Regions from separate parts of the Homo sapiens genome. Here region 1 is linked to region 2. A link is a loop called in an ENCODE intact Hi-C map of the cell type or tissue named here. Cell type or tissue: PC-3. All regions are shown on one strand. Links, peaks and the distances in the headings refer to the core of each region. The heading gives the core; the rest is flanking DNA.

Region 1 (6,076 bases), core at 1,077-6,076, 190 kb after region 2:
AATGCTTTGTGGTCAATTATTATAGAGAAAAGTATTATTGGAAGCTGTTGAAATGTAATTACAGAAAGGAGAATTAATTTATTTGCTTAGAGAGTAATTACATGAATAAAATCTCATTTTCATTTTTAATGAAGTTATAATTTTAAACATTTACTATAAAATTAATAACAGGGGTTCAGACCCACTGATCTGCAATTTGTTTGAAGGTTTCATTATTTATTTCTTATGTTGTTTCCTCAAAGCACTTGAGTGATTTTATTTTCACTAAAATGTGGGTATTCTAAGTAACAAGATCTTGCTACATGTTGCTTAAAAAGCAATAATAAAATATGCTCCAAAAATTTATTTAAAAGTTATTTTCCAAATTCTAGCAACAAAATCATTTAAAATTTAAGATTATTTATAGAAAAATATAATTAAAAATTACACACGTAAAAGTATAGAATTTGTTATATAAACAAGAGTATTTCCTGAATGAAACTGAGTAATATGAATAAATTCATCCCAATTTAGTCTTGCAGGTTAAAAAATTATGAGTAACAGAGACTTCTAATAAAAAGTAGAAAACCGGTTATTCTTTTCAACTTTTTTTCATTTAAATTATTTTTGCTTTCCCTGTTCCTCTTCCTTTTCGCTCTATCTGCTACCATCACAAATGGGAAATTTTCCTCAGCTTTCCTTAAAATTCAACCTAGGAGTTCAACATGGATGGCAATAGGCACTACCGTTTCTGCTAATGCATTGACTGGGTCTTAGAGCATTTAACTAGATTATCTGAAGGATGTGGAAGTAGTTTGCTTCAAAGTATGATATCAATCTATAACTTTATTAAGGTGAAAGAGAATAAAGCTAATAGACTATATTATTTCTGTGTACATTGGCACGACTATCATCTATAGTGCATGAAGAGGAGTAATGCCCACTGGAAGAAAAATATATTTATATTTGGTGGAATTTGAGAAAGTGTTGAAGTGAGATATAGAAGGGACCTTGAGAATTTAATTCAACCTCCTTTCATCTCATGAGTGAGAAAATTGTCGCTCAGAGAATTCAAACCTGCTCAAGGTCACACTGCTAGTTCTCTTTCACTTTTTGGCAGGGAGAATGACAATTGTCTGAAAAGAAAGTATTTATTTAATAATAATGATAAGACATTCAAAGATATGAGGAGTTGGCAACTTCTGAACAGCAGCATGGCTGTGAGGTTACCCTTTCTGTCTAGTATACAGAAGTGAGAAAATGTCTTCCACATGTTGCTTTTTACAAGAAATAGAGAAACATTTCAAACTAGTTACCAGCTTTCATTTTAATAGAAACTCCTACAAGCAGCTAGGAAACAGGGGTAACTAGTTTACACTCCATTGGAAATTGATGACTTTGGTACACAAGCTAATTAGATTGTTTTCCAGTTAGTTGCTTTTACCAACAATTTAGGAGATAGTGTTTCAATGATACTTTGAACCATTTGTCCTCGTTTATAGATTTTTAAATTTCATACATCATTATGCCCTTATGCACTGTGATTAGCAAACCAAATTTTAGTCTGATTCCACGTTTAAACCTTTGTGTTTTTCAAGTACATTGTGTTTTTCAAGTACATATACATGTGTCTATATATATATGTATAGACACATGTATATGTGTGTATGTGTATGCATATACATAAAAAAAGTTTATAAAAGTGACATGCACCTGATAAAATATCAAGTAATAAATACCTTCTTAGCATTAAGTTCCACTCATCATATTTTAAATTATTTTAGCTGTTGCTTTTAGTATTACCTCCAAATATTTATTGTTTACTAATTTAACTATTTGTTAAGTATTTGTTTATATTATGAAAAATGAGAAACAACTATTATCTCTCTTCTATACTCCTATTTTAATTGTATTTTTATGTTGGTTTAGTGCATTCTTATTATTATGATATGTAAAATTAATCACTGGAACACCCCCAAAAATGATAATTTATTTGTTTATTTCCTTCTTTCTCTTTTCCTTTCTTATTTTCTTCCTTCCTTCCTGTCTCTTTTTTACCCTTAGATTCTAATTGTCTTTTCACAATTTCTTCTAATACTAAACACTTGCTTAGTGCTTATTGTCTACCAGGTACTATTTTCAGTGTTTCACGTGTATTCATTCATTTTAATCTCATAATAATCTTTTAATGTGGATACTATAATTATCATCCCCATTTTATAGTGGGGAAGACTGAAGACCAGAGAATGAGACAATGGTAGAAGTCACACAACCAGGAAGGGATAGAGCTAGAATATGTACACAAGCAGTATGATTTCAGAGTCATAATGTTAAATACAATGTTACCTTCTTGCTGTTCTTAGTTTTTCAAAAGCTCAATCACATGAGAAACTCTTATAATTTATTCCCACAAGGAAACTTTGCCTCCTAGCTTCTGTGTTTTCCATACAGAAACAAAAAAGACCATTAGACTACACCTCCAAATGGCTTTGGCAAATGAGAAATATCATTGTGTGGCCCTACTACTGATCCAGAAATATCATCTGATCAGATCTTGAGCAACATCTGAGGAGCAGAAGGAAGTCTGTTTTGGGTTAAGAGAGAAACCTCAGATAACTGCCTCAAAAGGGCCTTTCTTCATTGATCCAGTTCCCACAATTTTTATAGTCAGCACTGGAAGCTTCTCTTAGTTCCTGGGCTTTGTTAACAATAGAGGTCTCAATTTCACCTTAGTTGATTTTTTCTTAAGTAATTATTTTTTATTATTTTAGAGTTTCAATTTCCTATGCACTTTCTGGTTCCCGGCTGTGACACAGCTGCCCATCTGATTAATTATTTTCATGTGGTCTTCATTTCAAACCTGTCCTCTTTTCTCTCTTCCCCTCCCTGCTGAGTCTCAGCATTCCTTGCCCTCAGGAATGGGCAAGGAGGGCCACCTGCTGTTACACATCCCCCTAACCTGAGGACTTTCTGTTCTCACTTGTCTTCAGGTGGTCATCCTAAGGAATTTGCAAGGATGGCCCAGGTAGTAACTATTCTGTTCTCAACTGCTGGTACTTTTATTTGATAAAACTTTAAAAGAAAATTGCTTAGATTAAAGCTTTATCTTAAAAATAAATGACAGATTTGACTTAATGATGTAGGAAGCTAGGGAGGCCTATTTTCCCTAATTTAAATTAATTCACCTCTGTCTGCACTAATAACTTATGGATGAATTGAACCTCTGGGTAAAATTGTAGTGGCTATTAGAGTACAAAATGTAATCTCACTAGACGTTACATATTCAACATTATTTCACATTAAAAACTTGATAAAAATTCATCTCTCCTTTTTTTCTTTGCCATACAACAGATAACCCTTTCTTTGGTTCCCATTTACTCAAATTCTAGGTGTTCTTGATTGCAGACTCTTGGAAGCTGTTAAAATGCATTGTCCTCTTAGGCAGACCATAAACCGAGCTAGTATTGAGAGAAGCTAAAGCCATTATGATTTCATCAAACGCCTTGAGTTTATGAGAAGCAAAACCACAGGTATTAGGTAGGTGCATAAAAAATCGAGTCAAACTCTAGACAAGGATCAAGATTCTAGGGATCTAATCCAGAGGGTAAAATTGTGATATAACCTCAGATATGCTGGGGGACATGGTGACAGTAATTTGTGGGGTAATCCATTCTCTAAGGATAGAATTACCTAAGACTATCAAAGTTTGGGGAAACAGGAATAGGAGGCATGTGATGATAAAACATGCCCCCAGTTGACTGGAGACAATAGGACTCTCTTACCAGAAATGCAAAACGATCAACTGTGAAGTGATAGAGCTAGGTAGTGGTGGCTTAAAATGCAGATGTGAGAGAGTGACAGAAAAATGCCAGGACCCAAGAGACTGTAGAATGGGGGCCAGGCAAGTGGCCTTATTTTTCCACACATTGTTTGGAGAGGTTGTCAATTGATAATGTTACTGAAGTTTTTGGCCTGTTGATTCCTTTTAAAATATGTATCATTGTAGTAAAATACACACAACATAAAATTTACCATTTTGACTATTGTTAAATGTACAGTTCTGTGGCATGAAATACATCCATATTGTTGCCCAACCAATCACTGAAACTCTTTCATCGTGCAAAACGGAAACTCTCTGCCTATTAAACAACAACTTCCTCTTCCCTCAGCCCTGGCCAACCACCATTCTACTCTCTGTCACTATGAATTTGACTACTCTAGATACCTCAGATAAGTGGAATTATAGTGTATTTGTCTTTTTGTGACTGACTTATTTCATTTAGCCTAATGTCCTCAAGGTTCATTAATGTTGTAGTGTATGTCTGAATTTTCTTTATAAAGCTGATTAATAATATTCCATTGTGTGTATAAGTGTATGTTTGTGTGTGTGTGTTTGTATATCACATTTTATTTATCTGTCTATATTATAATATAAGAAACAACAAAACAAATGGGCAATAAAAAATGCTAAAACCACAAATCCATTGTGTCCCAGAGAAGTGGTATACCCAGCCCAGGATTTGAGTTCTTGTTTTGAATAGCTGATTATGATTGGAACTGATGAATGGCAATGACCTTTTTTTTCTTTTCTGCAAATGTCAGTAATCTTCCAATCTCCACACTGGGCTTACATTATAACCTTACATACCATTCAGCTCTTACTTATATATTGTCTCGTTGTTTTCTAAATATTTAATTCCAGTTTTTATTGCTTCTACCAGAATTTGAGTTATTTGAGGTCTGAAGTCATGTTTGAGGCATAGATAGTCCTCACTGTTATATATTTTTTGTGACTTGCAAACTTCATACAATGAATTGCTCTTTTTGCTTATTTTTTGAAATTTTGTCTCCTGTTAAGAGTGCACATTTTGCTTTCTCTTCACGGCCAATTTATTTGTTATTTCAAATAAACTTTCAACTATAATTTCACATACTTTATATACCATCTTCTAAAGTCATGTATGATTCTATCATTTCTAATTTTATGTTTTTTATATTTTCTTTTTTCTCTTGTGTATCTAGAAGTTTATTTCACTTTTCTCCCCAAAGGAGCTGCTCTTGAATGTGCATGGACACCTTTTCCCTGCCTAGGTATATTAACATTTATATTTTATTTTATGTTTTCTTTTAGTATGCTTTTGTTACGTGTTTATATCTACCTCCTGTAAAGCTCGACTCTTTTCGTCTCAGTGTACGGTATTTTTATCTTTTGTTTACATTTGTGTGTCATAGTGTCCGCGTATTTTTTAAGGGTAAAAAGCTGAGGCCCTCTATGATTTATTTTCTAAAATTAGTCAGTATTGGTTGTTTATTTGTCTTAAATATGGTATGTTCCCTCTTCATCTTTTTAGTGTTATATTCTATTTCTCTATGTTAAATAATTTTAAAAATTCTTGATTTATTTTGTGTTGCTATTTATTGTTTGCTGTTGTTGCATTTCAAGTTAAACCTTGCAAAAAAATTATCTTACTCAGGGATATTACTTGCCTGAAAACTGGGTGGATTAATTGCCCTGTTTTGATTTTAGGATTCCCCTCTCAGATTTTAAGCTGTTTCCTTTCCTTCTTTCCTTCCTTCCTTCCTTTCTTCCTTCCTTCCTTCCTGATCTGAGGGGAATGGAAGGTTTGCTTCCATAGGTAATGTAGCAGGACAAGCCACAGACAAAATGCCTCAGACACTGAGTTAAAGAAGGAAGGGCTTTATTCGGCCGGGAGCTTCGGCAAGATTCACGTATCCAAAAACCAAGCTCCCTGAGTGAGCAATTCCTGTCCCTTTTAAGGGCTCACAACGCGTGAGAGGGTTGTGATTGATTGAGCAAGCAGGGGGTACGTGACTGGGGGCTGCATGCACTGGTAATCAGAACAGAACAGAACAGGACAGGGATTTTCACAATGCTTTTCCATACAATGTCTGGAATCTATAGATAACATAACCAGTTAAGTCAGGGGTCGATCTTTAACCAGGCCCAGGGCATGACACCGGGCTGTCTGCCTGTTGGTTTCATTTCTGCCTTTTAGTTTTTACTTCTTCTTTCTTTGGAGGAAGAAATTGGGCATAAGACAATACGAGGGGTGGTCTCCTCCCTTATTCCCCCTCT
Region 2 (7,979 bases), core at 1-5,000:
ACTTGAGAATTGGCCTAGGTCTTGGGCCAATGCCTGACCGAACAGATGAGGGCTATCTCTAAATCCTTGGGGCAAGACCATCCACATAAGCTGGGACGTGTGGTCTGTAGGATCCTCAAAGGCAAAGAGGAACTGGGAGTCAGAGTGCAGGGGAATGCAGAAGAAGGCATCTTTGAGGTCCAGAACAGTGAACCATTCTGCTTCCTCTGGTATCTGAGAGAGCAGTGTATAGGGGTTGGGTACAGCAGGATATAAAGGAATTATTGCCTCATTGATGATTCTGAGGTCTTGCACTAGTCTCCACTGACCATTTGGTTTTTGTATTCCTAGGATTGAGGTGTTGCAAGGACTGCTACATCTTCTTACTAAGCCTTGAGCTTTTAAATGTCTAACAATATCCTGTAATCCTTTGTGAGCTTCAGGCCTTAAGGGATATTGCCTTTGATAAGGAAAAGCGATGGGGTCTTTTAGCCTGATTTGAACGGGATGGGGAGTTTTTGCCCTTCCAAATTGTCCTTCCAAGGCCCAGACTTCAGAGTTGATTCCTTCTTCAAGTAGGGGACAACAAATGGGTAATTTGTTCCCCACATTCATGTAGATAATAGCTCCAGCTTTGACTAATATGACCCTCCCTAATAAGGGTGTGGGACTTTCGGGCATAATAAGAAAGGCATGTGAAAAGAGCAAAGTCTCCCAACTGCAGCTGAGGAGGTGAGAGAAATACCTGGTAAGATTCCTCGGATAGTAACAGAGTTTGAGGACAGTCGTCTGGGGCAGGAGATTAAAACTGAGAAGGCTGTACCAGTGTCCAGGAGGAAGTCCACTTCCTGGCCCTCAGTGGTCAAACTTACCCGGGGCTCTGTGTGGGTTGATGGCATGAGCTGGTGCTTGCCCCGGGCACCCTCAGTCCTGTTGCTGAATCATCTGGTTGGGCGCTTCTGGTCCAGAGGTCCTTCATCCTCTGGGGCAGTGGACCTTCCAGTGATTGCCTTGGCATATTAGACATGGGTGAGGGGGCGGTTTGTTTCTTGTTGGACAATCTTTCTTAAAGTGTCCTTGCAAACTGCACTGATAACAAGCCCTACTAGGCAATTGGCCTGCTCCTCTTTTGGTTTCCTCTGAGCAACCAAGGTCTGCCTGTCTGAGGGCCATGACTAAGGCTGCAGCCTCTCTTTTATCTCACTTTTCCCTTTTGGTCTGTTCCTCTTGGTCCCTGTTATAGAACACCGAGGTTACCAGGTTTAATAATGTCTCCAAATTTTGTTCTGTGCCTAAAGCAGGCTTTTGGACTTTTCTCCTAATGTCAGCTGCTGATTGGGTGATAAATTTATCCTTTAGAATAAGTTGGCCTTCCAGGGAATTCAGAGTTAGGGAGGTGTGCTTTCTTAGAGCCTCCCACAGCCTTTCTAGAAAGGCTGAGGGATTTTCCTCTTTTCCCTGTGTAATTGTGGATAGCATTGAGTAGTTCATAGGCTTCTTCCTAGTTCTCCTTAACCCTTTCAAGATACAAGTCAGGAAGTGCCTGTTGCTCCAATCTCCATGATCTGAGTTGGTATCCCAATGGGGGTCTACACTGGGGACTACCTGTTGCCCTGTGAAGAATTTTTCCTTTTCCTCCAGGATCATTCAATTGTTTACCTGGCTGAGATACCATAAATCTCCAAATTGCTGGGCTGCCGCCAAACTGCCTCCTTTTCAGTAGGACTTAAGGTCTGATCAAGGAGCAACATGATATCCCTCCATGCTAGATCAAAGGACTGCCCTAACCCTTGTAAGACATCTATATAGTGTTATGGGGATCATCCGAGAATTCCCCTAAATCTGTCTTTATTTGTTTTAAATCTGAGAGTGAGAAAGAGACATGTACACGGGTGGGCCCAAATTCCCCTCCTACTGTTTGTAAGGGACATAGTTTGGGTATGTGGTTCGCGGAGCTTGTGTTTTCTTTTCGGGGTGCCTCTAACACTTTGGTGAGGCCTGATGGTGGAGAGTGAGTGAGGAAGGAGAATGGGAGGAGACCCTGAGTATGGATGCAATTGTGGGTCTCTGTCATTTGGGCAAAGCTTGCAGGCTTGGCACAAGGCAATATTGTCACGAAGGGCAAAGAAAACCTGTACATAAGGGACTTCACTCCATTTACCTTCCCATTTACAGAAAAGATCTAGTTGTAGAATGGTGTTATAATTAATACTTCCCTCAGGGGGCCAAGTTTCTCCATTTTGTAAGGAATACTGTGGCCAGGCATTGGTACAGAAGAAAATCAGCCACTTCTTTTTTAAGGTCTTGGGTCGAATTTGTCCCAGTTATTCAGGATACATCTTAAGGGAGTGTCCGGTTTTGAAGGTGTGGTGCCCATTTGAAATTTTAAACACAGGGATGCCCGCAACCTGGTTAGTCTTAGGGACTCATCTTCCCTTAGGGCATCCCCCAAGGGTCAAGTCTAATTGTGCTTGAAGTGCATGGTCGCCCTTGAGCCTCCCATTTGCCAGATTTAACCATGCTTACTGACGGAATGGAAACTGTCCTTGTCTCCTGCCATGCGCCCATAGGCCACTAGATGGGGCACGAGGATGGTTGGATTTATTGTAGTCCTTTTGCCAATGCATCCTACCTGTTCCAAGATGGCAAGGCCTGGGTCAGGGGCACCACTGATGCTTGCATGCTAAGGCCCAATTTACGTGGGCCTGGCCATAAAACTGTCCTTCAAGGAGAAATCTCTGAATCAGCGACAGGAGGCTTAGTAAGCTTAAAGAGGTTGGTGGATGTCCTCTAGGCCAGGGCCGAGAGAACAGCTGCTGTACTTTAGCCTTCTGTCCCCACTTGCCATCAAAGGAGTAAGCCTCTCTCTCAAGGGGGTACCAGTATCCTGTGTCCCAACTGACTATATTTTCTTCCATCCAATACCAATTATTGAATGGTTGAAACAACAATTCAACAGCTCTAAGACCCATGCCTGTGCACCACAGATTGTACTTGAGAGGCCCCAAGGAAGGGGAAAGTCTATCCGGGGAGCAATGGAGGAAATGCTCTAAGGCTTCTCCTATCCACATGAAAATTACAGACCTGTTTAAATTGTCCTGATGTGGGGGACCATACACTATGCTGGGGAACTGGCCCTTCAAAATAGCCATCAAATGGCGACAACTGCCTAAACCCTGGAGGGCACCATGAACAGGGATCTTCTGGGCACCACCCCAAGAATTTAAGGCTTCTAAATAGGGAATCTCGATCCTGCCTAGTGGGAATAATCTTGCTTATGAGTTGAGGGACAAAGTCTAACTGGTGGGCATTAGGACCCAGGAGGCAGGAGTCAGAAGATGTGGCTGTCTCATGCTCAGTAACCCATGCAGGGGGAGCCTCTGGCGGGGCCATAGTATCAACCAGGATATCTGGGAGACCAGGACGTCCGCTGAGTGCTCCTGGGTGTATTTCGGGACCACCATGGAAAGCGAAAGAGTTAGAACTGGTTCCAGGCAAACCAATGCTCCTGACTCCGAAGGGTCGGGGGTTGTTAGAGAGCCCTTTCCCAGACAGCCTGACACTCGTGTCTTTAGTCCGGCAGCCACACTAATCCCCTTTAAATGGCAGACAGGTGCCCAGTGTTTAGCCTTTGAATTCTAAGGAAGGACAGGACAGAATAGCAAATGAAAGAGGTCCATGGTGCTCACTTCGTGGTGATTGGGATGCATTTCCTGGAGTCTTCTGGCTGGCTCCCCAAATGTAACACCTAAGGTTCTTAACCTAGCCACACCAAGAATTGGTGCGGTGGCTGACCATGGCAAATGATAGAGACCTGGACTGAGAGAGAGTGAGCAGTAGGTTTCATTGAGCAGAGCAAGGGTACAAAGGTTCCACAGTGTGGAAGGGGTCTCAAACAGGTTGCCACTGCTAGTTTGGGTATTCGCCTTTCAAACGTTTTAAGTTGGGAGATACATGAGGCGGGAAGCTTGTTACAGGAGTGAGAAACAAAGGCAGTAAATTGTTTTGTGATATGTCTTAGACTTTGAGGAAAATCAGAATTGCAACTTAGGCTTTATCTACTTTATGACCTTACAGCGGCATGGCAAAAGAGACAGGATCTTACGGGACTTTACAAAGTATGTTTACAAAGAATTGGAATTGGGAGTGTAGATAAGGTCTGCTGGTCACAGAAAAATGGGCAGTTAACATTCCCTCTACTTTAGTTTCAGGGGAGGGGGAAGGGAGAGAGGGAGAGAGGACACGGGGACACTAACAGCAAAATTTTTGCTGTTTATAGCTTTCTTGGGGAAGAAAACACATGCACAAATCGTGGTGTTAGGAATATTTTAAGCATATATCTTCAATATTATTCATCCAGGACCGAAGTAAGTCCGGATGCAGGAAATGAGTGAGTTTCACAGCTTTCTGAGCCCCTACTTGGCCCAGGAAGCCCAACTGGTACCTCCTCTCACTTTCCCCCTTTTCCTGTGGATGTGGCTTCCTGTGAGCTGAACTGCAGTGATTGTTGTCTCTCTTCTGGGTCTAGCCATCCAGTGAGTCTACCTGGCTCTGGGTTGGTACTGGGGGTTTCTGTACAGAGTCCTGTTATGTGAATCATCTATGGGTCTCTCAGTCGTGGATACCAGTGCCTGTTTTGTGGAGGTGGCAGAGGGTGCAATGGACTCCATGAGGGTTCTTGGCTTTGGTGGTTTAATACTGTATTTTTGTGGTGGTTGGCCTCTTGCCAGCAGGTGGCGCTTTCCAGAAAACATCAGCTATACTAGTATGGGGAGGAACCAGTGGTGAGGGCCCTAGAACTCCCAAGATTATATGTCCTTTGTCTTCCGCTACCAGGGTGGATAGGGAAGGCCCATCAGGTGGGGGCAGGACTAGGCGTGTTTGAGCTCTGACTCTCCTTGGGCGGGTCTTGCTGATGCTGCTGTGGGGATAGGGTGAGATTCCCAGGTCACTGGAGTTGTGTACCTAGGATTATGGCTGCCTCTGATGACTCATGCAGGTTGTTAGGGAAGTGGGGGAAAGCTAGCAGTCACAGGCCTCATCCAGCTCCCATGCGAACTGAAGGGCTGGTCTCACTCCCGCCCTTCCCCTGCCACAACAGCCCCGAGTCTGTTTCCAGGCAGAGGGTGAGTCAGGTTTGAAAACTTGCATGAGGCTTCCTGCTTCCCAGCTGCCAAAGAAAAGGGCTTTAGTTCTTCCCCGTCCTGTGAAGTCTGCAAGCCGGATTTGCATCCTTCCCCATGTTCTGGCCAGGAGGTTTCTCTCCCCACTCAAATTATTACAAAGTTCACCTTGGGAAGTTCTTATCCCAATGGAGTTTTACCCCCTGCTCCTCTGGCCCCCTTCCTGATGGATCCCTGTGGTTCCAGGCAGGAATGGGGTTGCTTGGGGATTCAGTGAGTTCCCGTGGCCTCCCTGCTGCCTCCTCTGCCCCTGTATTTTCCTCAGCTCAGCTCTGTAACTTGACTCAGCTCCAGGTAAAGTCAGGAACTTCTCCCACAGACCTTCAACTTCTCCAGTGTGGGTGTGTGTTCAGGAGAGGAGAGTCTCCCTTTCCCACTTCTGCAGTTAGAGCACTTACAGTATTTGGAGTGTCTCCCGGCTCCTGCAGGAGCAGTCTGCTTTCTTCTGAGGGTCTGTGGGTCCTCTCAGGGTTGCTGGTTTGTTCTTGCAGTCAGTCTGGAGCTAAAATTCACAAGCAAGCCTCCACATGCTGCTCTGTCCAGAGCTGCAATCTAGTCCTGCCTCCCATCCACCATGATCCCTCCAATCACATTCCCTTTTTGGGGATATTTTTGACCCCTGGTTGGTTGAATTCAAGGATGCAGAGCATGTGGATACAGAGGGCTGACTATACTAATCCAAGAGAGAGCAGACATCAGAGCAAAGGACATTATTAGGCATAAAGAGGGCCATTGCATAATGACAAAGGGGTAAATACTCCAAGAAAAGATACAACAATCCTTAACGTGTATGCACCTAATGACAGAGCGCCCAGACATGTGAAACAAAAACTTATAGTACTGCAAGGAGAAATAGATACATCTACCATTATATTTGGAGACTTTAATTCTTCTCTATCAGAAATGGACAGATTCTGTGGGTAGAAAATCTGTAAAACAGTTGAACTCAATGGCACCATCAATTAACTGGATCTAATTGACATCCGTAGACTACTTCATCCAACAACAGATTAAACATTCTTCTCAAGGTTACGTGGACATTGATCAAGGGAGACCATATACCGGGCTATGAAATGCACTTTAACCAAGATGTCCTTCAGTAGGTGAGTGGATAAATAGACTGGTACATCCAGACAATGGAATATTATTCCACACTAAAAGGATGAGCTATCTAGCCCTGAAAAAACATGGAAGAACATTAAATGCATGTTACTTAGTGAAAGAAGCCAATGTGAAAAGGCTACATACTGTTTGATTCTAACTCTATATCATTCTGGAAAAGGTAAAACTATGGAGACAGTAAATAAATTAGTGGTTGCCAGGGGTTAGGGGAAAGGGCAGGTTGAATAGGCAGAACACAGTGGAATTTTAGGGCAATGAAACTCTTCTATACCATATTACAATGGTTGATACATGTCATTATATATTTGTCAAAACCCATAGAATATACAACACCTAGAGTGTACCCTAATTTAAACTGTAGACTTTAGATAGTAATGATGTGTCAATGTATGTTCATCAATTGGAACAAATGTACCACTTTGGTGGGGTATGTTGATAATGGGGGAGGCTCTGCATATTGGGAGTTAGGGGTACATGGGAAATCTCTGTACCTTCTGATTAATTTTGCTATGAACCTAAAAGTTGTATTAAACATAAAGTTTATAAATTAAAAAAGGACTTGACACTGAAAATGTATACTTTCCTGAGTGGACATGCAGCTTTGCAGGTTTGTTGTTTGTTTCATTTGTAACTGTGGGAGATACTCTCAACACCTGAGACTTGTCTAGAAGTGATCACAGACACAAGATGGTCTGAGCCCTGAAATCAACAAGGGGGTATATCCACAGTTATTTGAAATGAAGTTTGTTTTTTTGTGATGGTTTTGTGTCCAGTTGGTGCTGTCACTGGCTGAGAGTCTAATGTATGAAAAATCAAACTTAAAATCTGAGTTTCTTTCTTTTTCTTTCATTTTTCATAGTACCAGTAGGAAGGATAGTGAACAGAAATTTTTTGACTGCTTGCTTTAACTATTAATAGTGAATAAGCACATTTTATTTTGTGGGAGGAGGTAAAAAGAGCATGGATGTTGCTGGCCTTTAAAGCTTTACAATTTCCTCTTCTCAGATAGCTAGTTTTAACATTTTGAAACAATTAACTATGCAATGAGATCTTTTGTGAGACTTTTCCTGCAGTTCAGGAAGTTTAGCTAAAGCTCACATTTGAGAAAAAATATCTCTTATACTCTGAACTCTAAAGAAAAGTACAACTGATATACAATATTTAAATCTAGACTCCACCCTAAAGGGCTTTACATGTGACCCAAACCAAATGTGTTTTACTCACCTCACACATGGACACCCACTCCCTGTCTCCTAAACAAATATTTTCCAGTCTATATGAAAAGAAGATGGAAAGTGGTAGAACAAAGAGAAGCCAACCCTGAGGGGAGTAGAATTCTCAATGTAAGAGGTTGTTCTTCTTCTGAAGGCAATAGAGGTGTCTTGTATGTTAGAATGGATGAGGGTTTACAAAACACTGGTGTAGACTGGTGAGTGTATGGAGAGGCTTACAGGAAAGAAAGCTCTATTTTCATTTTCTGGATGAAAAAATATTGAGCTAAAACTATGTAGACCAAACTGATATTGCTCCTGGTATGTGAGAAGCTAACATGAATCCCCTGAAATTAAATTAAAGGGCATTTGTGAACATACAGACTTGCTTCTTCATATTTATTTCAGAAGGCAGGAAAATTGAAGGGACTTTCCATCAGGGCTTGAAAAGACTGTAGCATAATTTTGCAGGAGTTGGGGACAA

The links. Hi-C counts contacts between places; a loop is a spot of excess contacts. Peaks named below come from ENCODE experiments on the same cell type or tissue, not always from the same donor. Only the 100,000 strongest peaks of a DNase experiment are listed, where the experiment ranks them.
Region 1: it touches region 2 in a loop (3-fold over the local background); 3 of 110 quality-filtered maps call a loop at or near these places.

Annotation. Positions count from the first base shown.
Region 1 is chr3:162,038,916-162,044,991 of GRCh38, forward strand. No RefSeq gene overlaps it. Among named protein-coding and RNA genes, the nearest start is that of OTOL1, 550 kb to the left of the region's middle. RefSeq lists an enhancer at 2,609-3,160. In PC-3, for the core only: a CTCF peak has its summit at 2,971; no DNase peak of the experiment used is centred there.
Region 2 is chr3:161,849,607-161,857,585 of GRCh38, forward strand. No RefSeq gene overlaps it. Among named protein-coding and RNA genes, the nearest start is that of OTOL1, 360 kb to the left of the region's middle. In PC-3, for the core only: CTCF peaks have their summits at 2,562 (motif pointing right) and 4,701 (motif pointing right); DNase peaks (open chromatin) are centred at 2,545 and 4,845; H3K27ac peaks cover 1,572 bases.